2 separate regions of the Homo sapiens genome follow, and region 1 is linked to region 2. Evidence: chromatin contacts called from ENCODE Hi-C or POLR2A ChIA-PET data. All regions are on one chromosome and are shown on one strand. The core of a region is the stretch at or near the end of the contact, and the rest is flanking DNA. Distances in the headings are between cores, read along the strand shown.

Region 1 (2,760 bases), core at 66-2,565, 240 kb before region 2:
AGGCATTATACCTCACATGTAGGAGACTTAAAAAATGCATGCACACCGAAAAGGACGATTAACATTGCTGTCATTAAGTTGTACCTACACTTTCAATATGAACTTGGCTTTTCAGCCATGTATTTATCACCTAGGAAAGTATGTTTGGGATTCTAGAAGTTGCGCTAAAAAAAATTGAAATCTGTTTTAAGGAATATCTCCCATTTCTAAATTTCTTGGTGAAATAAATTATAAGCAACCACATATTGAGTAACATTAATAACAAAAATAATAAAATAAAACAATGACAAAATAATAAAAATCTCATCTACAAATCTCATCTCATTCCCTTTCTCTTCCAAACTTTATTTTTACAAAATAAAAATGACTATTTGGGAAATTAGCCTTAATGATGAATAAATCACTTAATCAAACAAGAAAATTGCTCTTACATCTCAGAACATACAAGAAGGCAAATTGTACCTCCCAACTCCAAATGAATGTGATTGATAAGGGGCTCTGTGGAAACCAAAAGTGACCCTGTCAATTCCAAGGTCAGTGGGATAACTTACAGGACAATTTATTTTAGCCTTAAACACTAACTTCTTCCTCTTTGACTTTACACCTATCTAAATTCAGATGGCCTTCCTTCTTTTTCTCAGTTCTCCTTCTGCTCAAAATAGCACATATAAAAGAAAGTCACTTCTAGACCATCAAATGAAGGCAATCTCTGGTTAAAAAAAAACAACCAAACAAAAACCAAGAAAGGAAACAGAGATGTGTTTATGTGTGTGTGTGTGTGTGTGTGTGTGTGTGCGTATATATTTGCTTCAGAAGGAAATGTCATATTATTTGCATTTAGACTACAGAAATAACACTTTTCTGAAATCGAAACTGCTAGACACCTTGCCCCCTGAGTAGAAGCTCTCAGCTGCAGATAATGTAGACAATGGATCTTAGAAAATGGAATCAAGTTCTAATTTCTAGTGAATCCACACTTTTCTACCTAGAAAACAAACAAGAAAAGTATTAAAAACAAAACTGGGTTCTCTTGCTTTCTTATACTTTTGGAAGAAAAAACACCCCTGCCTGTGGCCATCTTGGAGAGGTTGAATTTAGTCTCCATTTCTTCCCCCACTATGTCCTGGGCAATGAAACCCTTTCTTGGCAGCATTCGATCTCCCAGGCACAAAGTGTTCATTGCCCCTTCCCTAAGAAAACACTCAATTCTATTCTCTGGGTTTCTACAGTTAGCAAAGAGCTAACTGCCTATGATATTTGGCATGCCCCAAACAGTTTCACAATAAATTTTTGCTTTCATAAGTCTGTTTTACTATAAAAAGAGCACTAGTCAGCACATGTGGTGCCCTGGCCTATCACCAAAACCCCATACAAAGTATATGACTTTGGTGGCATTTAGTCTATGAACAGCAAAACACTTTATTAATAAAGCAATATGTTGTAAGTACAGAGACCAAAGGCCTGAGTGTTGTGAGGATCTGTAAAAATGCAGAACCCTGAGAATATTGAGACAACTGACCATCATTTAAAGATATATGTGAATATGAACATATTCTTTTTTTCTTTTTTATTGTTATAGAGACAGGGTCTTGCTATGTCGTCCAGGCTGGACTACAGTGGCACCATCATAGTTCACTGCAGCCTCTACCTCCTGGGCTCAAGCAATCCTCCCACCTCAGCCTTCTGAGTAGCAGGGACTAGAGACATGTGCCACAATGCCCACCTAATTTTAAAAAATGTTTTGCAAAGATGGGGTGTAGCTATTTTGCCCAGGCTGCTCTTGAACTCCTGGCCTCAAGTGATTCTCCAGCCTCAGCCTCCCCAAGTGCTGGGATTACAGGCATGAGCCACTGTGCCTGGCAGGACATATTTCTTAATGTAACATGTTAATACTTATTTAGCCATGTTATTGTGGGAAAATGAACACCAATTAATGTCCTCAGTAGAGAAGGGCAATCAGCTTCTTGTTTATCCATATACATATAACTATGATGCTGCAAGGACTAAATAAAGGCCTAATAACCACATAAGCCATAGAAATTCATGGGGCAGCATCCAGTAGGAAAAGGAACTCTCACTTGAGAGTTGAGAATAATAGGGTTTGAGTTCCCAAGCTGCCATGCCAACCAAGTATAAAACACGATGGTTGAACTACTTCCAGAAAGTTCCTTCCAGAAAGAATTTTTTTTTATTCTACAAGCAATTCTGTGTCACCTTCTATTGAGAAAGCAAATTACCCAATTATCCAATGAAAGAGTCCATCTTGACTTTTATTCATTACTTAGCTACTTTCAATATGCTCAAATATGCTTATAATTCAGGTCTTATCTTTCATAAGGGAGCCAGTTCTAGCACCTCTTATGCTTCTAAATCTTAGTAGGGCAGATTCCAAAGCAACATTTATAGTTTCATTTTAGAGCAAAATTTTCTATGTCCATTTATGTGTCCATATTACTGAGAGAGCATCTACGGAGCCTTCATTATATTTCATAAGGGGCCTTTGGCTTAAGAAAGGTCAAGAATCACTATCCTAGAGAAAGAAGAATGAATTGTGTGCTGTGCACATGCATAATCATCTTAAGGATTCCATAGTGAAAGACTGATTAGTGTAGGAAATGCACAAATACTAGACTATATTTTAAGTAAAAACGCTTTTCAAGGGAACGTAAGTGGAATCACCTTGAATTCATTTTGGAAGAGAACAACCAGATAGCAAATGTTTCAAAATGCATACAAGAAATCAAATGTGGCCTGGAAGTC
Region 2 (2,867 bases), core at 102-2,601:
GTTTCCTGATGCAGCTGGCCAATTCATTCTCTTAACCAGAATACTCCACATTTGTATATTCTAATGTTAGATATATTTGGCCAGTGCCCTACAAAGAAGTAAAAGGTAAGAAAAAAATATGTAGAATATTTTGGAAGCGTCTCCCATAACCCGTCAGAGCTCTGTACTGATATCCATTCTTGTAGAACTCCAAATTCCATATTATCTTCATTGCTCTCCTGAAGAATTACTGAGTGTAAATTATATACTATCACTTATCCATAAAGAAGAATCAACTTAGTTAAGAAAGCTGGGATCTATTAAGATTATAGCCATCTACTCAACGGATTATTGACTCCTACAAAAATGTCTTAGATGATAAGAAACAAAGAGACAGAGAGAGTGTGTTAACTTCCAGTAGTGCTACCTACCCTTCTGCCATTTTCCCAGGCTTTGCTGACTTGATCCTGAATTAATGAGCCTGTTACATGATAGCTAATAAAAATGACTGGAGGAGAGATACTGTTTGGATTCTGCCACATATTTGGTTCAAGGCTGGATCGATTTTATCTCTATTTAATACATGCTTGTTTTCTGTCTCACTTGTCTTCCCCACAGCCCATGGCTCACTCTTTTTTTCCATCTGGGAAACTTATCTCTGAAAACGCTACCATCAATCAGCCAAAGACACTCTTCCCGGCAGAGCGTCTGCCAGTTTGACTAAGCACAAGTAGTCACTAGTTTGGGGATGCCTCCCACACTCTCCATAGCTGTGTGTTTTTCTAGTCTGCCCAACCACACAAGAGCAATTTGAGATATTTATATTTACCTCTGGTTTCTATTGAGGTAATGGCACTACTTTCACAGAATTGAGCGCAGGGCATGGTATGGATTGCTGTGGTATGGAATGGAAGTTGCACGTGTTGTTTGTCTACTTCCTTTTAACATTACTTCTTTGGATTTTTGCATTTGCACTCATTTTGGTCTGGTTTGGCTCAGTGCCTGTTCAAAAAGCATGAAAATCAAATGCTTATGAGGATGCCTACCCTTTGTCCCCAAAGTCCTCCCTGATAACTGGCACTACTCCCATTTTCAAGTCCTTTATGTTGATAGCTCTCTCAATACATTCAAGCCTCCAAGCTTAAATTTTGTACTGTGAAAAGAGGGAGACAGAGAAGAGCGAAAACTTGGGGTTGCCTGCAGCAGCCAAGCACTGATAGAAGGGAAGGGAAGAGGGGGGAGCAGGAGCCAGGTGGCCCCTTCTCCCACAAAGTCTCAGCCATGAACACACCCGCTGGCCGCAGCACAAGAGCACTATGCGTGGGCACAGGTGGGTCCCAGCCTTTCTGGCTGGATGCAGCTTAAGCACTGAGCCTGAATGAAGACTTTCATTGCTGTTTGCTGTTTTTCTTGGCCAGTAGCCATGGCAAACATTTGCAGGTGGCTTGGCCAGATTTTGACACTTAAATATTTGAGGTTGTGATAAAAATCAGAATATTACTACAATATGGTTCTGTGCAGCCTCAAAAAAAATAAAGTAAAAAAAAAGCTATCTGCAATTTCAAATGCTCATTTAAAGACACAGTCTCCAGAGGGAACTCGTGTTTTCAAATAAGTACTCATTTCCTCTTTCCTGAGAGAAATAAAAGAGTCAACCGTCCCCAAATGTTACCACCTAGAGTTTCATACTGAATCCACTGGTGAGATGGGTTGGGTTATTTCTTGCTGAGTCTCCAGGATCATCCGGGCAAGGTTTTGGATGGAGAAAAATGGAAACGACAAGATGTGTGGGTTTGAATCAACATGGCAAACACACCAGGGAGGAATCTGAATAAAAGAAATAGCCTCCCTCGGGCTTGGCAATGAGACAGAGTCCTAAAAGTGACAATTATCTCCTAGAACACACCAGGAGCGACACACAACACCCCAGGCTGGAGAATAAATGGGAAGATGGAGTGTGTCCAAAAGGCGTCCATACCACAGAAACACCCGCCTCCATCCAGGCATGGTGACACAGCCTACAAATGTCACCCAAATGTACAGTCCTGGGCCAGCTGGGTAAATTATCAACAGAGTCAGCACTCATCTTAAACTTTATTGCTAGCCCTCAAAAGACTGTTTCATAAAGACCAGCTTTGTGCTAACAATGGCTGAATACTAAGGGCCTCCAAAAGGGTAGTTGGTGGGGGGTGGCAGGGAGAGGGAGGCAGGAGAACTCCAGGGGGGAAGGAATGCTGTAAAACTGCTAGTAAACTCTAGCACATTTTATGTTTTTTCCCCTTGAAAGAAAAATAAAATAATTATAATTAGCTGGCATAACTGTGAATTGTCTGCTGAAAGCCAAGCCACTTGAGAGAAGTCCCTGGAGATTTAGATGCTGTCTTTAATGAATCTACTCCACCCTCTTAGCACTCTATGGGTTCTTGATTTAGATAGCAGCAACATTTGCTCTCATGGTCATTTGAGAAGAAAAGAAATCTTTAGCAGAGACACTTACCAACCTAGCATTGACTCCTTTCAACAAAGCCGAGCATTCGAAGGGCCAGGTTAATGTTCTGTTTCTTGAATAGAAAACCAAACGCACCCACAGCAAACTCACAAAATGGTCATTACCCATTACCCATTACTCTCATTTCTTAAGGTGGGTCTTAACGTATCACAGCCATTCCTGGTAAGTTGAAAATGTGAGACAAGGTGCCCCTTCTGGAATATCCTAGGGAGGAATAAGCCAGTGTTCCCTGCAGGTCTGGAATTCTTATAACACCGAAAAACAAGAGGGAAAAGACCTACTGACAAATTGTGGAGCAGTTTCTAAGTTTTTAATTATCACTTCCAATATTTGACTGAAAATTCAAACAGAATGTTGATGCACATACCAAACACAGCAA

The links. Hi-C counts contacts between places; a loop is a spot of excess contacts on that map. ChIA-PET counts read pairs that join two places held with the same protein, here RNA polymerase II (POLR2A). Pooled maps may share reads with other maps.
Region 1: a loop to region 2 is called in a map of OCI-LY7, with 2.5 times the contacts of the local background. The contact joins two enhancer-like sites. A Hi-C loop is called at or near these places in 1 of 168 maps with a recorded cell type or tissue (OCI-LY7), 6 of 37 single-sample maps with no recorded cell type and 5 of 50 pooled maps. POLR2A ChIA-PET finds 5 or more read pairs at or near these places in 1 of 52 experiments (GM12878).

The regions. Positions count from the first base shown.
Region 1 is chr7:28,814,091-28,816,850 of GRCh38, reverse strand. The region is part of intron 9 of CREB5 (cAMP responsive element binding protein 5); the gene reads right to left. Among named protein-coding and RNA genes, the nearest start is that of TRIL, 140 kb to the left of the region's middle. RefSeq lists an enhancer at 892-1,071. Within about 2 kb of position 1,315, at least 3 of the 41 ENCODE cell types and tissues checked have a DNase peak (open chromatin) inside an H3K27ac peak, as active enhancers do; they include OCI-LY7, where a contact is called at or near this core.
Region 2 is chr7:28,571,920-28,574,786 of GRCh38, reverse strand. The region is part of intron 5 of CREB5 (cAMP responsive element binding protein 5); the gene reads right to left. Among named protein-coding and RNA genes, the nearest start is that of CREB5, 160 kb to the right of the region's middle. RefSeq lists silencers at 678-727, 1,302-1,596. Within about 2 kb of position 1,351, at least 4 of the 41 ENCODE cell types and tissues checked have a DNase peak (open chromatin) inside an H3K27ac peak, as active enhancers do; they include OCI-LY7, where a contact is called at or near this core.